2 separate regions of the Homo sapiens genome follow, and region 2 is linked to region 1. A link is a loop called in an ENCODE intact Hi-C map of the cell type or tissue named here. Cell type or tissue: PC-3. All regions are shown on one strand. Each heading gives the region's core, and the rest is flanking DNA. Links, peaks and the distances in the headings are about the cores only. Region 1 overlaps GREB1L (GREB1 like retinoic acid receptor coactivator). Region 2 has its middle 48 kb from the start of GREB1L.

The links. Peaks named below come from ENCODE experiments on the same cell type or tissue, not always from the same donor. Only the 100,000 strongest peaks of a DNase experiment are listed, where the experiment ranks them.
Region 2: it touches region 1 in a loop (6-fold over the local background); 3 of 110 quality-filtered maps call a loop at or near these places.

What each region holds. Positions count from the first base shown.
Region 1 is chr18:21,325,622-21,334,732 of GRCh38, reverse strand. All of the region lies in intron 1 of GREB1L (GREB1 like retinoic acid receptor coactivator), which reads right to left. Among named protein-coding and RNA genes, the nearest start is that of GREB1L-DT, 87 kb to the right of the region's middle. In PC-3, for the core only: no CTCF peak of the experiment used is centred there; DNase peaks (open chromatin) are centred at 4,112 and 7,402; H3K4me3 peaks cover 1,168 bases; H3K27ac peaks cover 5,758 bases.
Region 2 is chr18:21,189,965-21,199,075 of GRCh38, reverse strand. No RefSeq gene overlaps it. Among named protein-coding and RNA genes, the nearest start is that of GREB1L, 48 kb to the left of the region's middle. In PC-3, for the core only: CTCF peaks have their summits at 3,530, 3,740 (motif pointing left) and 6,880 (motif pointing right); DNase peaks (open chromatin) are centred at 3,955 and 6,885.

The DNA.
Region 1 (9,111 bases), core at 804-8,803:
GCGCAATCTCAGCCTACTGCAACCTCCGCCTCCTGGGTCCAAGTGATTCTCCTGCCTCAGCCTCCTGAGTAGCTGGGAGTACAGGCGTGTGCCACTATGCCCGGCTAATTTTTTTTGTTGTTGTTTGTTTTAGTAGAGACGGGGTTTCACTGTGTTAGCCAGGATGGTCTCGATCTCCTGACCTCGTGATCAATAATGGGGTGATTTTTTTATCCAGCAAGACAAAATGTAACAGAATCATCAATTCCCTCTTCACAAAGGAAGAAGAAAACTTTTTTGGACTTTTATTTTCCTGGAACTGTTTCTTAAACACTTTCTATGTTTCATGAGAATCATCACTTTAGTTTTATCATCTTCAAAAAACTCAAACTGGATATGGAACTGATAATAAAGTTTAGATCCTGCTCAAAACTCAAAATTTCTAAATTTTGAACCTAAATCTATTTACCCAGGTACTGATACCAAGTGGAATTAAAACAAGACTCACTCACTTCGTCATGGCTACAAACTCTTACAAAAATCTGAATCGGACCCTACAATTACTATAGTTACTGCAAAACTTACTAACATTAGCTAATATTTAACGCACATTTTAATGATTTTGTCTTGAGGAATGTAATAGTTCATTTTTATTTAAAACCAAGGTTTGACTACCATTTCACAATAGCAATGTTGGGGCCCTAGGAAAGGTAGGGAAGAAGTATCTAAAGTGGTACAGTCACTAGAAATGTAATTTTTTTTTTTTTTTAGGCAAGATCTTCGTCAGTCGGTCACCAAGGCTGGAGTACAATGGCACAACCATGACTCACTGCAGCCTCAACCTCCCAGACTCAAGCAATCCTCCCACCTTAGTCTCCCAAGTAGCTGGGACTACAGGTACATGCCATTACTTTGAGCTAATTTTTAAATTTTTTGTAGAGATGGGGTCTTGCTGTGTGGCCCAGGCTGCTTTTGAACTCCTGGCCTCAAGCAATCCTCTCACCTCAGCCTCCCAAAGTGTTGGGATTACAGGGGTGAGCCACCAAACCCAGACTAGAATTCTTTTTTTTTTTTTTTTGAGACAGAGTTTTACTCTTGTCCCCCAGGTTGGAGTACAATGGCATGATTTCGGCTCACCACAACCTCCACCTCCTGGGTTCAAGCGATTCTCCTGCCTTAGCCTCCCAAGTAGCTGGGATTACAGGCACCTGCCACCACACCCAGCTAATTTTTGTATTTTTAGTAGAGACAGGGTTTCACCATGTTGGCCAGGCTGGTCTCAAACTCCCAACCTCAGGTGATCCGTCTGCCTTGGCCTCCCAAAGTGCTGAGATTACAGGCATGAGCCACCATGCCCGGCCTTAGAAATCTATTCTTAAGGCTCTGATATAAAACTATTACCCTGATGATATAATCACAGAGTAACTAAGATAATACATTATACATAACATAAATATTGTATCACTATCACTATACAATTAATAGTTAATAAATGAACCCAGTTATAATAAATGAACCCAGTGCATGCGAGTGTGTATATGTGCATGTATAGTAATACATCCTTCCAGGCACCAGACTTCTGGGAAACCTCTACTACCTAGCCTAGAACCAGTTAGATACCCAGAAATAAGAGAGACCGTATGTGCGCGCGCGCGCGCGCGTGTGTGTGTATTAACATAGGGTCTCTGTCACCCAGGCTGAAGTGCAGTGGTGTAATCATGGCTCACTGCAGTCAGCCTCAACCTCCTGGGCTTAAGTGATCCTCCTACTTCAGCCACCTAAGCAGGTGGGACTACAGGTATATGTCATCACACCCAGCTAATTATCTAACTTTTTGTAGAGACAGGGTCTCACTATGTTGCCCAGGCTGGTCTCGAACTCCTGGGCTCAAGTGATTCTACCATCTCAGCCTTCCAAAGTGCTGGGATTACAGGTGTTGAGCCACTTCACCTGGCCAAAAATAAATTTTTACAGTGGTAGGCCAGGTGTGGTGGCTCACGCCTGTAATCTCAACACTTTGGGAGGGTGAGGCAGGTAGATCACTTGAGGTCAGGAGTTCAAGATCAGCCTGGGCAACATGGTGAAAACCCACCTCTACTAAAAATATAAAAATTAGCTGGGCATGGTGATAGGCACCTGTAATCTCAGCTACTTGAGAGGCTGAGACTGGAGAATCGCTTAAACCCAGGAAGTGGAGATGGCAGTGAGCCAAGATTGTGCTACTGCACTATAGCCTGGGCAACAGAGCCAGACTCCATCTCAAAAGAAAAAAAAATTTTTTTTTTTTTAGAGTGGAATAAGAAAATAAACGGAACTGGTTTGTTTTGTAGGTACAGGCTTACCCTCAGGTATAAAGCAAAATAGCCATTTACCAGCAACATGATAAATACATTCTAGGGAGAAGAGATAACATAACTTACCTGAAAGAAAGAGACTCCATTTGTATAAAAAGTGACAGTAGAAATAAAAATGCGGCTGCTCAGGCCACTTAGCATAGAGGCAAATAACCCTACACCATGCTTCAACAGTCCCTGAGGATGACAATGTATTTCAATGTAGTACAACAGCAGATCTTCATATTTATGACCCTGGGTCAGTTAATGTGCATTATTTAAAAGCCAGAGTATTAACTAATGAATTTTAGGAAGATTTTTCATTGAAATCTTTTTTGTTGTTGTTGTTTAAGTTTTGAAGTTTCAGTTATCTGGAAAATAAAGTTACTTGGAACAACTTTACTATTCTTATGTTCCATGAAATATATTGAGTCTCTAACTTTCAAAGGTTTTTCAGAATACCAATTTGTTTTGTTCAGAGTGACTGTGAAGAATGTAAATACCTTAAATATTATCACTATTTACAACTAAATTAAATCATACAATTAAGTGAATTTTTTAAAGATACCTTTTCAGATTATAGAATTCATTGCCTTGTTAAAAACTGTGTTTATTAATCTTCTGTACAATTTTTGGTTGTACTGCCCGTATCTCCTCTGCCATATCACTACAAGAAACTGTTCCTGGTTTGTAATAAGTTATCACCTACATTATTATGTCATTGTTAAAGCTGATATACAAACTCAGGTATTAAGGTTTCTGAAGATCTGCATGAGGAACAGGAGGAGGAATTTCTTGAAACAGAAATTCCAGATTCATTCATTACTCCTTGAATGTCATGGATGTAATCCAGGGGTCTCCAAGAATTCTTAGAAGACAACAGAATAAGAAGATTTTAGAGCAGCTGAAATCTTTAACTCTCTTTCTTTGAAAATCTTCTGTCACAAGTCAGAAGGATAATGTCTCTTTTTACCCAATGAGAAAGCTGTTCTCACACGAGCATAATTAATCTTCTGACACCATGACAAAGAAATTCCTTAAAGGGATTTCTCCGATTTCCTCTCAAGACAGAAGATTGTCTTTATCCATCATCTGTTCTTCCTGATCCCTTCTTTTTGAATATCCACATCAGCAGAATTGTCCATCAGAGGAGACAGCAGGAGGGAAATCTCTGCATGATTGATAGGGCCCCAATGCTCTGCATGCCTATTTAAGTGCAAGCATCTATTGTTGCAAACTTACTTTACAGCAGTTAAACAAATATAATAGTCACCAATTCAACCATTGTGTAGCTCAGACTTGACTAAAACTAGTAAGTGAAGTTTGCTAATGACAAGGCACTGATTTTGAAGCCAGAAAAAAACTCCGCAGATGAAATAGCCTGATGTTGATTTATAAAAAAGAAATTCTCAAAACTATGGAACAGTATATGTATATTAGAAAGTGTTATAACCTATACTGTATGCAGATGGACATTTCCATTAAAGAGCAAGAAAAAGCCAATACTTATATAATGTTGTGATTTTTAAAAATTCTAACAGTCACTCAGTGCTTTTTACCTCCATTAATGCTATCTAGGTCGGGAGGAAGTGGGGAGTTGGGATGGCATATGTTATCATCCAAAAAAAAATTAGGTATGTCAAGGAAGCAAGTTTGCTTCTGACACTCCCTTAAAATTTTTTTTTTCAGACTCATTCTAGTAAAGTTTTTTCAAAGAGAGACTTAGGTATGTCTGTGTGTTCTTACCCCCCTCAGTGGAAGAAAACCAAAGGCCATTTGAGACTTCCTGTGAGTACTTGCCACTTCCATGGGTGGGACTAATGAGTCAGAGCAGTATAGGTCAGTTTCAAGTGGAGGAGCAAAACATGCAGGGCAAAGGTCCAATCCACAGAAAATGCAAGCTGGGCTCTACATTCAAAGCAATCAACACGAAATGGAAACGGATCTAGAGATTTCTAAGTGGTGGTAAGAGCGCACCCAGTATCAACAGCAGAGGTTACAGCATGCTCTGTGTTCTTTACAGATGCTGCCAAGAGAGGCCACTTAAGGCCAGACACTAGGACACACTGACACCATGCATTCTGTCTGTACCACAGTGACCTTGAATACTCAGTTCTGGACGCACCCTGTGAAAATATTTGTTTATCCTTCCCAATTTCCAAATAATGAGGCCAGCCCTCACGAGCCAGGGCTGCAGCTCGTTGGTGCTGCCCTTGGCATGGTTAGGACAGACTGCCACTGCCTGGCCCTACTCTGGGGCTTCTTCTCCAGCTGACCTGCCTGCCCAGCCAACAGAGCAATTGACAGCTGACCCATAGCCAGGACCCACATGTTCTATAAGAACTGGCTTAATTATGGTTTTTCTTCAGTTACAAAGTTAAATGCAGGATTGATGACCCCTTTGAAGACCTAGGGAAAAAGTTATATCCAAGATAAAGACCCCCCCCCCCCAAAAAAAAAACCATTGTGGGTAAAGAGGAGTGCCAAGAAATTGGAATGTAGGATATACTCCAGAATTTGAATACAGAGAATCTGGAAATCAAGAAAGAGTGAGTTGGTAGTGAAAGTAACACAGGAGAGGGGGCTAGATGGGAAATGCATGCAGCAGCCCAGAGGGAACTCTAAAGTGTTCCCTCAGCAGCAGAGGACCAGAAATTAACAGGATTGTGAGGGTTGTTTTGGGGAAGGGGGACCAATCCTCATTGTTTTTGTTTACCTATTTTGCATCATAAGGCATCTCGTCAAGGAGACCAATAAACATTTACTAATGGTTAGAATGAAACTTGAGCAATAGGCTACTAATGCTGCTCAAAGCCAGGTGCGTAAGACCCAGGAAAAGGTCTGGAAAGTCTTCCTTGGACACTCTGGGTGGAAAAGCAATCAAGTCCTTGAGATTAAGTCCAAGTTCAAAAGGAGTATCTTTTTGCCCACAATTATCCTTGGAGTTAAATCATTCATGAGAAAAAAAAATACCAGTGCTCACAAAAAAACTCAAGGAAAAGCAAACATTTCATTATTTTGCCCTTCAGAGATCTTTGTAAGACAAGGGTCAATTGTAATATGGTCCATTACAATTTTTTTTTTTTTTTTTTTTTTTAGACAGAGTCTCACTCTGTCGCCCAGGCTGGAGTGCAGTGGCCTGATCTCTAATCACTGCAACCTCCACCTCCCAGGCTTAAGCCATTCTCGTGCCTCAGCCTCCCAACTGGTTGGGATTACAGGGACACACCACTATGCCTGGCTAATTTTCGTATTTTCAGTAGAGATGGGGGTGGCACCATATTGGCCAGGCTGGTCTCAAACTCCCAGCCTCAAGCAATCTGCCTGCCTTGGTCGCTCAAAGGGCTGGGATTACAAGGTGTGAGCCACTGTGCCTGGCCTCCATTACAATATTTTAAGTCTAATTGTGCTTACAGCAGTGACTCTGGATTAAGACATATGCTGACTGGATCCCAGCTCCCCCACATTTCAAGGGTGTGTGTGACTCAGTCTCTCTTTGCTTCAGTTAACTCATCTGTAAAGTGGGGATAATAATAATGGTGACTACCATTCACAAGGTGGTTTTAACAATTAAATACAAATCCTGACATTTGGCAAACAGTACATAATAACTGATTACTATCATTTCCTGTTTTCCCCTTTCCCCCTGATTCATACAACCCCCTAAGTGGACACACCCAGTTCTATGTCTGGGAGTTCATCTTGAGACACATACACACACATGCACACATATTCACATATGCACGTACACACACACACATGCACGTATCAGATGCATCAGCCTTCAGTGCTAAGAAAGGAGCAGGTCCAACAGATTAAGCCAAATAGACCCCCCTGAGCAAGTGAGAGAATAGAATGAAGAAGTTAGGCAGAACAAGCAAAGAAGATCAGGGCAGGCCAGGGTGACATGAGGGCTGGACACAATTTCTCAGGACTCCATTTGAACTACTGCAGACTTTCTGTGCCTAATTCTGCTTCATGCAGCTCAGCTGGACCACTGGTCAGTTTCCTGGTTGTCTTGGCACTATTTTCAGGTTGGGGTCTTACTGGGATACACAAAGCATATCCTGTACTTGCTTTTATTTCACTCGATTCAATGCATTGGGACAGATGCTGAGGATACACACATGAACAAGACTACACTATCCAGAAGTTCACAGCTCAGACAATTCCATCCAGTGTGATTAGGGCTCTCATAGAGGAGCACACACAGTGCTTAAACATCCTGGGGAACGGGGGGGGGCAATGGCACTGAATCAGGACTTCAAAGATGACCAGGAGTTCATGACAGAGAAAGGTTGAAGCTGAAGACATTCTTCATAAAGAAACAGGCAGAAGTAGGTGTAGCTTTATGTGGGTCCTGAAGTTAGGCTAGAGAGTGGAGCTAGGTTAAGAAAGGCTGGGGTTGGCCGGGCGCTGTGGCTCACGCCTGTAATCCCAGCACTTTGGGAGGCTGAGGCGGGCGGATCACGAGGTCAGGAGATCAAGACCATTCTGGCCAACATGGTGAAACCCCGTCTCTATTAAAAATACAAAAAAAATTAACCGGGCATGGTGGTAGGCACCTGTAGTCCCAGCTACTCGGGAGGCTGAGGCAGGAGAATGGCGTGAACCCGGGAGGCAGAGCTTGCAGTGAGCCGAGATCGCAGCCACTGCACTCCAGCCTGGGTAACAGAGTGAGACTCCGTGCCCCCCACCTCCCCACCCCACCAAAAAAAAGAAAAAAAAAGAAAGGTTGGGGCCTTCTTCTTTCTTCCTTTTTTTTTTTTTAACAGATAAAAGGGAGTCCTTGAAGACTGTACTCAAAAGAATGGTGTGATCAAATGTGCTTTTCAAAAAGATAATTCACAGGAGATAATTCAAAAAGATAATTCAAAGATAAAAATGGAAGAGTGGGAACAGGAAGAGGAACAGTCCAAAAGCAGGGAGCCCAGTAGGGAGATGACTACAATGGTCTAGATGAGAGATGAGGAGGGACTGGCAAGGAGAGTGGAGCTGAGATGTCGTTTATTTAAGGCTTACGTAGGATGCTGAGTCGACAGGGTTTAGTGACCCAACAGGTCTGGGACATGAGGAAGGGAGGGAAGCCTAGGATAACTGGGAAGTTTCTAGTTTGAGGACTTCAGCAAATGTCATCCCATTAATTTGGATGGGAGTGTTGCCCTTTGTATGTGTGTGAGTTGAATTTGCATCATGACATGCCTGAGGGCCTTTCTGTTTACCTTGTGTTACTAACACCTGGACTCCCCAGGAGGGAATTCAAGAACAGATTGGAACCTTAGGAAAATAACATTTTAAAATTTGTTTGTAGTAAGCTATCCTTTTACTTCTTTTCCGAAGGAATCCTATGACACACACTATTGATTGTAATTTTTAAGTTGCCCCAGAAATTCAAGGTTTCATGATTTATTTCATAAACTCAATGTCTCAATGGATTTTGTGGCTAGACCAATCTTTAAGCCTGATACAGCCAGGTGAAAAAAAACAACAACAAAAAAAGAAGAGCAGACATCTACCAAAAGGCTTCATGTGCCAAATGGGAAATGAGAGCAAGTTTAGGGAAAAAGGAGGAGGGAACAACAGGCTGGTTAATACTTCTATTTAACAGCTCGGGAAGTTTCTAAATGGGAAGAACTTGTTTAACGATGAGTTTAATAGAGATCCAGGTCAAAGAGAACTTTTCAGAAGGCAGTAGCAGTCTTATTCTCATGTTATTGTTTTACATGTATCTATTATATCAGATTAAAAATGATTTGTATTAACAATGAACTAAAGTGTTACAAATGTAAACAAAATTAACATGATGCTTTAGTGAAAAGCAACTTGGTTTATTCACTAAAAGACATGATCATCCAACAGGTTCACTTTTATAAAAAGAATATAAAATTACTGCTGAGAGTCGGGGAGGACTGTAGACAGGATGCCTGGAGCCCCAGCGACCGGCTATCGGTGTCTGTAGGAATGTTGGGGATCTAAAGACAGAAAAAGCCTGGGTCCCTGACACCATCTTGGACCTAGATTGCCTCCCTTGGGACTTCCTAAAAGAGAGAAATAAATTCTATTTTATTTAATCTACTATTTCTTAGCTCTTTGTTACTTATTGCCAAACCTAATCCTAACAAAATCAACTCCTTTTAACATTTTTTTCTATATGAACTTTTTTTTTGTTTTTGCATGTGTGTGTGTAATTTCTCGCAAAAACGTGGGTATCATATTATACACACTGTTCTTTTTTCCATGTATCAATTTATGATATTTTCATATGCTAAAAACAACTATGAACAAATCTTTGAAGACTGTTTGAATCCTACAGTATGAAAGTACCATCATTTATTAACCAATTCCCTGCTTGGGGACATTTGGTAAATAGTTTTATTTAGACTTTCCTAATTTATTATATACATTATGTAAAGTTTAGACACAATTTTAGTTTTTGAGCTTCCTCATGACACCAATCTCTTTGGTAGAAAAATCCCAAGTCTTATCTACTTCTGTCCAATTAGGCTAGGGAATTTGTCATAGAGATTATAAAGAGAATGTTTTTGCGCATGTGAACCCCGTAGTCTGGGACATGGGACTTTTTTTTTTTTTTTTTTTTTTTTTTTTTGAGACAAGGTCTTGCTCTGTCACCCAGGCTGGAGGGCAGTGGCATAATTCACGGCTCACTGCAGCCTCAACCTCTAGGCTCAACTGATCCTCCCACCTCAGCTCTCTGAGTAGCTGGGACTACAGGCATGCACCACCTCACCCGGCTAATTTTTTACTTTTTGTAGAGATGGGGTCTCCCTCTGTTGCCCAG
Region 2 (9,111 bases), core at 582-8,581, 140 kb after region 1:
TAAAATAATGAATTAACTATTGCTAGTTAAATTTATGTTTATGTTTCTTTAAAAAAAAAAAAAGATGGCCGGGCGCAGTGGCTCACGCCTGTAATCCCAGCACTTTAGGAGGCTGAGGTGGGCGGATCATGAGGTCAAGAGATTGAGACCATCCTGGCCAACATGGTGAAACCCCTTCTCTACTTAAAAAAATACAAAAAATTAGCTGGGCGTGGTGACGCGCGCCTGTAGTCCCAACTACACAGGAGGCTGTGGCAGGAGAATTGCTTGAACCCGGGAGACGGAGGTTGCAGTGAGCCAAGATGGCGCCACTGCACTCCAGCCTGGTAACACAGTGAGACTCCGTCTCAAAATAATAATAATAATAATAATAGTTACAGTCTATGACTAGCCTGATCATAAATCAGTGCAGCACCTCTCTGGGTCTTAACAGATGCTCCACTTATTTCGCTTATAGTCATCTCTCCTTTAGCACTCAGTCTATGTTGGTGTCCCAAGGTGCTGCTCCTAAGGCACATCCATCAGCCTAAACTTTCATCATTTTCCCTGGTAGTGTGAGCAGAGGACTACTAGCACTTGAGGGTTTTTTAGGCTCTTAGAAATCTACAGGACTCTTATCTACTTCACAACAAAATCAAATGCCATGCAAGATTGTGGCTTTTATATCAACCATCATGGCCGCAAAACATAGATAATAGATATAGATAATCTCTATATATAATTGTGTGGACTTTTACATATACTATATATAGATAGTAGTTTGGATTTTTTTTTATTATTACTAAAAGTGGTACCTAATTTCTCCGGTTAATTTTGAGAAATGTTTTATGAGTCTGAGGATGCAATTTTAAAGACAATCGAGCAAGTGCTTTCTAAAATTGTCCACTTGGCTCAGATGAGTCTCCATGTTTGAGTGCATTTTAGACTAGTTCATTGAACATGATAGAAAATGTCAAGGATTCAAAATCTCCCAAACACTTGAAGTTTGTAAGTTATTCTTGTGAGTATCCACTTGAGAACATTTGCAGGGAAGAGCAAGCATCAAAGGAATTGTAGTTTGGTTAAAAACAAATAAAGAAACAGATTGAGTCCAGAAAGAACTGGGGCTTGAGCCCTGCAGTGTCACATACTGGTTATGTGGGTTTGGGTAGTTTCTTAACATCACTGACCTCAGTTTCCTCAGCTGTAAAACAAGAGAGCAACACCTACTTGATAGGGTTGATGTGAAGACTAAATAAGTTAAATGGGAAAGCACAGAAAGTGCTCAGCTCAGCCACTGACACATAAAATATATTCAATAAATGGTAACCAATGTTATTAAAAATATATTAAGGAAGCAATATCTAAGGCATGACTCCTATTTATAATGTTGGCTACCGTAATCTGGACAGTTGTTCCCTATCTCTTCTGTCCAATCTTGGAAAAAATATTTTTGGAATAAGAAATGAAAAAATTTTTAATAGTTTTACACAAACTATATTAGAAAACAAATTAACTTGAATTTAGAAGCAATAACTTCTGTGCCTTAAAAAGGGTGCCTAAATATTATTTTCAGATAGTTATATGTGTTTATAATGTTCCTCCCCTGTGGTAAACTGAGGATGGAGGAATAAATTGAATCAAAATACATGGTGAAAAATAACTGGATTCAGAAGACCCTGAGAGACAAAAAAAAAAAAAAAAAAAAAGAAGCAGATGATAGGAACACTTCATTCCAATCCCTTAAAATGTGATTCTCAGTTTCTCTGTTAGATCCAATGACAAAAGAAGCATATTATCTAGGCTCAGGCTGGCTGGAGATTGATCTGCTGAATGGAGCTAAAAACAAATTTCCAAGAAAATTTAATAGATTGACCTTCCCTATACCATACCAATAAATTTTATGGGAGAAATTACCCCTCTTTAATGAAAGGAATAAGATGTTGCTCCATTTCTAACTTAATCCGTGTAAATCACCCGGGAAGGGTAGGCTTGTCCAGTAAATGTTCTCCAATAAAATGAATTGCAAAGAGGCTAGACTATTTAATAACAAGATGAAATTTTCAGTTATTTGAGGAAGCTGCATTCACTATATAACAAAAAGCGTTATTACCACAGGAGAAATACTTTCAAGATTCACTGTTCTTTCACTAATATAAATAACTCCTTTTGGGCAGTTCGGATTATTTAGAATCCAATAGAAAAAGAACATTGCTGGTAATATCTGCTGTAATAGAAAGCAATATCAAATCCTCTTTTCTGGAAGCATAGGATTGTGATGGCTAGACAATGTTCCTACAATTCGTTGCTTAAACTGTTTCATGGTTCTTTTTACTATATGAACTTTCTTAGATTAGTTCAAATTTGAGGAGTTTTTACCTGAAGTTGTTCCTTAAGGGTTCTATGTAAAATAGATTTAGAATGGAGTTGGCCTCTTTCCCAGAGCTGAGGGCTTATAGTGGCTTGGGCAGCTTGGGCAAAGAGACCATTAAGAAAATTCTTGTGGTAGGAGAGAGGCAGTGGCTTGGACCAAGGTGGTGCCAGTGGAGATAAGAGTAGTGGACAGATTATATATATATACACACATTTATATATATTTATATATATATATTTATATATTTGTATATATATATTTTATTTTTATTTTTATTTTTTTTTTGAGACAGAGTCTCGCTCTGTCTCCCAGGCTGGAGTGCAGTGGTGCGATCTTGGCTCACTGCAACTTCTGCCTCCTGGGCTCAAGTAATTCTCCTGCCTCAGCTTCCCGAGTAGCTGAGATTACAGGCACCCACCACCACGCCCAGCTAATTTTTGTATTTTTATTAGAGACGGGGTTTCACCATGTTGGCCAGGCTGGTCTCGAACTCCTGACCTCGTGATCTGCCTGCCTCGGCCTCCCAAAGTGCTGGGATTACAAGCATGAGCCACTGCGCCCGACCTAGAGATATATTTTGAAGGAAGAACCAGTAGATTTATTTGCTAATGATTTGGTTATAGATTATGAAGGGAAGGGAAAAATTAGGAATACCACAAAGTTTGAGGCTATAATAATTGAATGGGAGTGGAGCCATTTACAGAGCTGGTAAACTGGGAGAGTGTTAGATTTGAGAAGGAAGATAAAAGGTAACATGATATGAGTCTTCTGTGTATAAGAAACATCTAAAAAAATTAAAATAATTAAAGCACTATCAAGCCTTTGCTTTTGAAAACATGTTCTAAATTTTTTTCCATGATATAGTATTGTTTTGGTGTAATCTTCAGACCTCTTTTAAACTATTTAACACTTTGATAGCTCTACAGATAATCATAATAGATCATAAAATATTTACTACTCATTTGTATTGCAAAGGGTTAGTTTATCTTTTATGAAGATTAAAAGACAAATTTTTCAGCCCTCTCTCCAAGTTCCATTATTTTACCCCCCAAAACACAATTAATTACATGCTTTTGAAAATCAATATATTTGTTTCAATAGCAGTACTAACTGGGATGGCAGGGCTAAGCCAATTTATTTAATGGAGTAGTTTTTGTTTTGGGATTGAGTGATTCCTTGTTGAACCTGCATACATATAAAGACTTGGTTTCATTAAAACAAACAACAAACAAACAACTTCAGGACAGAAATGCTTTTATTTTTAACTCTGAGATTTAACCAGGAAAACGACAATTTTAAAAGCTGAGTTTAGACGTAGAATTAATAGCAACTCATTTGCTCAAACAAAAGATAAGAGTGCCATCTAGTGTTCATTAGGAGTATCTGTAACTTGGACTACTATTTTCTCAATTACAGCAGAAAAACAAATGAGGGGAGACAAAGGAAAAAGACCACTGTGATAGCCACAGCAATTGAAAATAGGGACATGATTCCTGAGAGCTCAGAGAGGGGCACCAGATCTGAATTTAGAAATTAAGAAGTTGCATCATGAAGTAGCTACCTCCTGAGCTGATAAAGGAGGAACAGTCACAGGTGACAAGGGCAGGAAGAGCACTGATGTCTAAGACATGAGTCAAGGTGGGAAATCAAAGAACAACATAATTTTGTGGGCAAGTTTAACTGCTTGAGATAAAGCAGTGGAAAGTGAGTGCCTGGAAGGAAGGCTAGAGACGGGAGCAAAGCTGAGATCAAAGAGAGTTTGTATTTTCTATGCAATGGGAAGCCACTCAAGAGACAGCCTTTCATGGTGGCCCACCCCTGTAGTACTAGCTACTCGGAAGGCTGAGGCAGGAGGATGGCTTGAGCCCAGAAGCTTGAGGCTGCAGTAAGCTATGGTCATGTCACTGCACTTCAGCTTGGGTGACAGAGCAAGACCCTGTCTCTAAAAAAAAAAATAAAGATAAAGATAGAAAACAGAGAAACAGCCTTGCAATTCAGATACAACCCTGGCACCATATGGGGGATGTATTAGGGTGGGAATTGAGACTAAAATTATGATGTAATTATAGTAGATGATGGTAGTAGTAAGCAGGAAAAAAGGATGACTCAAATAATTGGAAGAAAAGATAAATAATTAGGTTTGATGGCTGGATGTCATCTTTTAGAGTTCAGATAGATTATATTTTTATCAATTAACATTTTAAAATTCTATTTAAAAGAGTAAAGTTAGTGGGAAAGATGATTAATTTCATGTTGACAAGTTAACCTTGAGCTGCATGGGAAATAGTGATGTGTTGATGCTAACAGGCAATTGAATATCTGGTTCTTAAAGCTTTGAGGAGAAGGTTAAGTAGAAGATATAAATTCATTTTCATCAGCACAGTGGTGGTTGCTGAAACAATGTGAACAAGATCACTCAGGAAATATATATAGTATAAAATAAGAGCCTGGATAGAAAAGACATTACTAATGCTTAGTTTAAAAGAATGATTTGAATTTGGATATGTTCAGAATATATTAGAAAGAAAGGAGATAATTTCTTTAATCTCAAATTATAATTCACTGATGAGGATCAGTGTTTCAGAAGTTCCCTGTTGAGGTCTATCTATACAAATATTCAATGAATACATTTTCTATTTATGAACTATATTAATCAGGACCCTTTCAGCAAAGGATAGGAGCTAAAGTTGCAAAATAGTTCGAAGAGTTGCTCATATCCTTCATCCAGCTTCCCCTAATGTTAACTGACATATTATATAATTTTAGTACAATAACTTGACAATTTTTTATCCCAGAAAAGATGGTATCCTTTCTAAAACATTGTGACATAAATTCCTGGTCAATTAAGATGAGATGTGACTATTATATTCAATAGTATTTCCTTAGAATTAAAGAACAAATTTAAATCTGGAAGTTCTTAAAGTCAAGGACATTTGACATCTTTGCTCTTTTCCAGTTGTATTTTAGATAAAACGTTTGCTTGTCTAGATAATAAATTGGGCTGTTTTTCCTCCCCTAGAGTACTGATGAAAAGTACCACAATAATTATTGAATAATATATGGGAAATGTCAACAGAGAAATGGAAACTATAAAAAAAGAGCCAAACGGATATTCAACAACTGAAAAGTACAATTTCTGAAATAAAAACATTCACTGGCTGGGCTTAATAGTGATTGGGGATGGCAGAAGAAAGGGTCAGTGTGTTAATCTGAGTTTTCTGAGAAGTAGACACCAAGAAGAAACCAAACATGCAAGGATTTCTTTTTATTGCAATAGTTTTTGGGGAACAGGTGGTTTTCTTGTTACATGGATAAGTTCTATAGTGGTAATTTCTGAGATTTTGGTGCACCTGTCACCCAAGCACATACGCTGTACCAATGTACAGTCTTTTATCCCTCACCCCCTCTCTCCCTTCTTACCAAGCCTCCAAAGTCCATTATATAATTCTTATGCATTTGTGTCCTCATAGTTTAGCTCCTACTTATAAGTGAGAACATACAATATTTGTTTTTCCGTTCCTGAGTTACTTCACTTAGAATAATGGTCTCCAAATAATGGTCTCCAACTCCATCCAGGTTGCTGCAAATGTCATTATTTTATTCCTTTTTACGGCTGAGTAGTACTTCACAGTGTATATATACCACATTTTATCCACTTGTTGGTTGATGGACACTTAGGCTGGTTCCATATTTTTGCAATTGCGAATTGTGCTGCTATAAACATGCATCTGCAAGTGTCTTTTTCATATAATGACTTCTTTTCCTCTGGATAGGTACCCAGTAGTGGGATTGCTGGATCAAATGGTAATTCTTTTTTTTTTTTTTCAACAGAGTCTCACTCTGTCATCCAGGCTGAAGTGCAGTGGCATGATCTAGGCTCACTGCAACCTCTGCCCTCTGGGTTCCAGCAATTGTCCTACCTCAGCCTCCCAAGTAGCTACAACTTGTAGAAACTACAAGTGCCCACAACCACACCTGGCTAATTTTTGTATTTTTAGTAGAGACGGGGTTTCACCATGTTGGCCAGGCTGGACTCGAACTCCTGATCTCAAGTGATCTACCTGCCTTGGCCTCCCAAAGTGCTGGGACTACAGGTGTGAGCTACCGCGCCCGGCCTGGATCAAATGGTAGATCTACTTTTAGTTCTTTAAGGAATCTCCATACTGTTTTCCATGATGGTTGTGCTAGTTTATATTCCCACCAGCAGTGTAAAAGTGTTCCCTTTTCACCACATCCATACCAACATTTTTTTTTTTATTTTTAATTATGGCCGTTCTTGCAGGAGTAAGGTGGTGTCTCATTGTGGTTTTAATTTGCCTCTCCCTGATAATTAGTGATGTTGAGCATTTTTTCATATCAAAACTGCAAGGATTTTATTAGTGGAAACACTTGCGAGAGAAAATGGAGACAGAGCTGGAGAAGATTGGGACAACCATCAGATTGTAACGCAAGTCTGACCCCAAGTGAAGAGAGGTTTGGAAAGACAACGGAGAGTCCTTGAGTCAAAGCCAGCCAGCAGAGGGCTCCAGTGTCTCCCAGGAGCAGGCTTCCCTTAGCTCCCTGCCACCGTCATTCATGTCAAGCATACTCCAGATGCAAATGCAGCAATAGATTTCAGAGCACAGTAGCTATGGCCTGTGAGCAATTATAGTCCCTGAAACTGGAGATCTGAGAGGTATATTCTTGTGGCTGCTGCCATTGACCACTTCTGCTCCACAAAGTCATGTTTCTACATAAGTGCGAGGAGCAACTCCTTTATAGCTCCTGCCAGCCTTTCTTCCTGAGGGGAAACTCAGAAGAGAGAAGTTAGTGTGATAGACAATAGCCCCTGTTACCATAGTTGCTCTCGGGGGCCACAGTTGGAACTCATCCTATCCCTCCTCTTCATCCCATCTGACTGGATCACAGATTTGTCCACCAGTCCTCTGTCCTTCACATAACAATCCTGCCTTGGTTGAGCATTCAAATGTCTTCGGAGCTCTACAACTCTAACAATGAGGTCTTTAGCCTGTCACTCAGCTGGGCCTACCATTCCTCTGTAGAAATAAGGGCTTCTTTGTAAGCTCTCACTGAAGATCTGTGGCTTGTCTCTAAATTTTTGCTAATAGTCGTCAATCCCTCATTATCCTTCTGCAGAATGTCAATGCAATTTAGCAATAACCAGCCAACTCCACTGACTTTGTAGGTATTGTTTCCCCATATTTTTCAAAAGTCTCTGTTTTTTTGTTTGTTTGTTTGAGATGGAGTCTCACTCACGCCCAACCTGGAGTGAAGTGGCCCTATCTCAGCTCACTGAAAGCTCCGCTTTTCGGGTTCAAGTGATTCTTCTGCCTCAGCCTCCTGAGTAGCTGGGATTGCAGGTGTGCGCCACCATGCCTGGCTAATTTTTGTATTTTTAGTAGAGATGGGGTTTCACCATATTGGCCAGCCTGGTCTTGAACTCATGGCCTCAAGCGATCCACCTGCCTTGGCCTCCCAAAGTGCTGGGATTACAGGCGTGACCCACTGTGCCTGGCCTCAAAATCTCTGTTAACTTACTTTTTACAATATTGCTCTCCACTGATACAGTTTCTCAGTTCACCACCAGTGAAATATTCCACAATAGAGCTGCTGTCTTTTTCCAGGGGCTCTCTTTGCTCCACTTGCCAACAGAATAGCATCCTGTGTGCCTGCCAGGTAGTGGGTGAGTCAACCCCAGAGCCTCACCTCACTGCGTGTTTTGTCAATCCGCCCATGATTTAACTTATTTTATTCAGGTGTCCCTTCAGAGCAAATGCTAAGACTGGATTAAACATGAAAGGCTTTTATTCAGGGAAATTATCGTTATAGAAAATGAGGGGGAAGGGAACTGGGGAAGGCTGTGGGAACCTCCAAGTCTGTCCTGGAGTGAAGGGGAGAGGGAAGGAAGGTTAGGTGGAAGCTTCCTAGACTGTCTTGAAATCCAGGGAAAATTCAGCAAGGCCACTGGGGAGTACTTGAGCCAAAGTCAGCCATTAGAGGGGCCCTTAAACGTTTGCCATACTCAGTGTTTGAGTGGGTGCAGCCTGTGGGAAGTGCGTCCTCAGCACAAACATAGTGATGAATTTCAGAGCGTGGCAGCTCGGACCCTCAGTCAATTATGCTTCCCGTAGCTACAGGCTTGGTCATTCTCATGACCACTATAGTCCATGAACTTGGAGAAGGACCATTAGAAATTATGCATTTTGAAAATGAAGGGGAGCAAAGATGAACAATAATGAGCAGAGCCTCAGTGATGTGTGGGATATTTTAAATGATCTGTGTTAGTCTATTTTCACACTGCTCTACAGAACTTCCCGAAACTGGGTAATGTATAAAGGAAAGAGGTGTAATTGACTCACAGTTCTCCATGGCTAGGGGGGCCTCAGGAAACTTCCAATCATGGTGGAAGGTGAAGGGGAGGCAGGGACCTTCTTCACAAGGTGGCAGGAGAGAGAATGATGCAGGATGAACTGCCAAACACTTATAAAACCATCAGACTTGTGAGAACTCAGTATCAGAAGAACAGCATGGAGGAAACCGCCCCCATGATCCAATTACCTCTACCTGGTCTCTCCCTTGACATGTGGGGATTATGGGGATTATAATTCAAAATGAGATTTGGGTGCGGACACAAAGCCTGACTAACATAAGTATAAGTATAAGTTGTCTAACATAAGTATAATTTCAGTCCCAGAATGAGAAGGGAAAGAGAATGGAACAAAAAAAGAGCTGAAGAAAAAAATAATTGAAATTCCCCC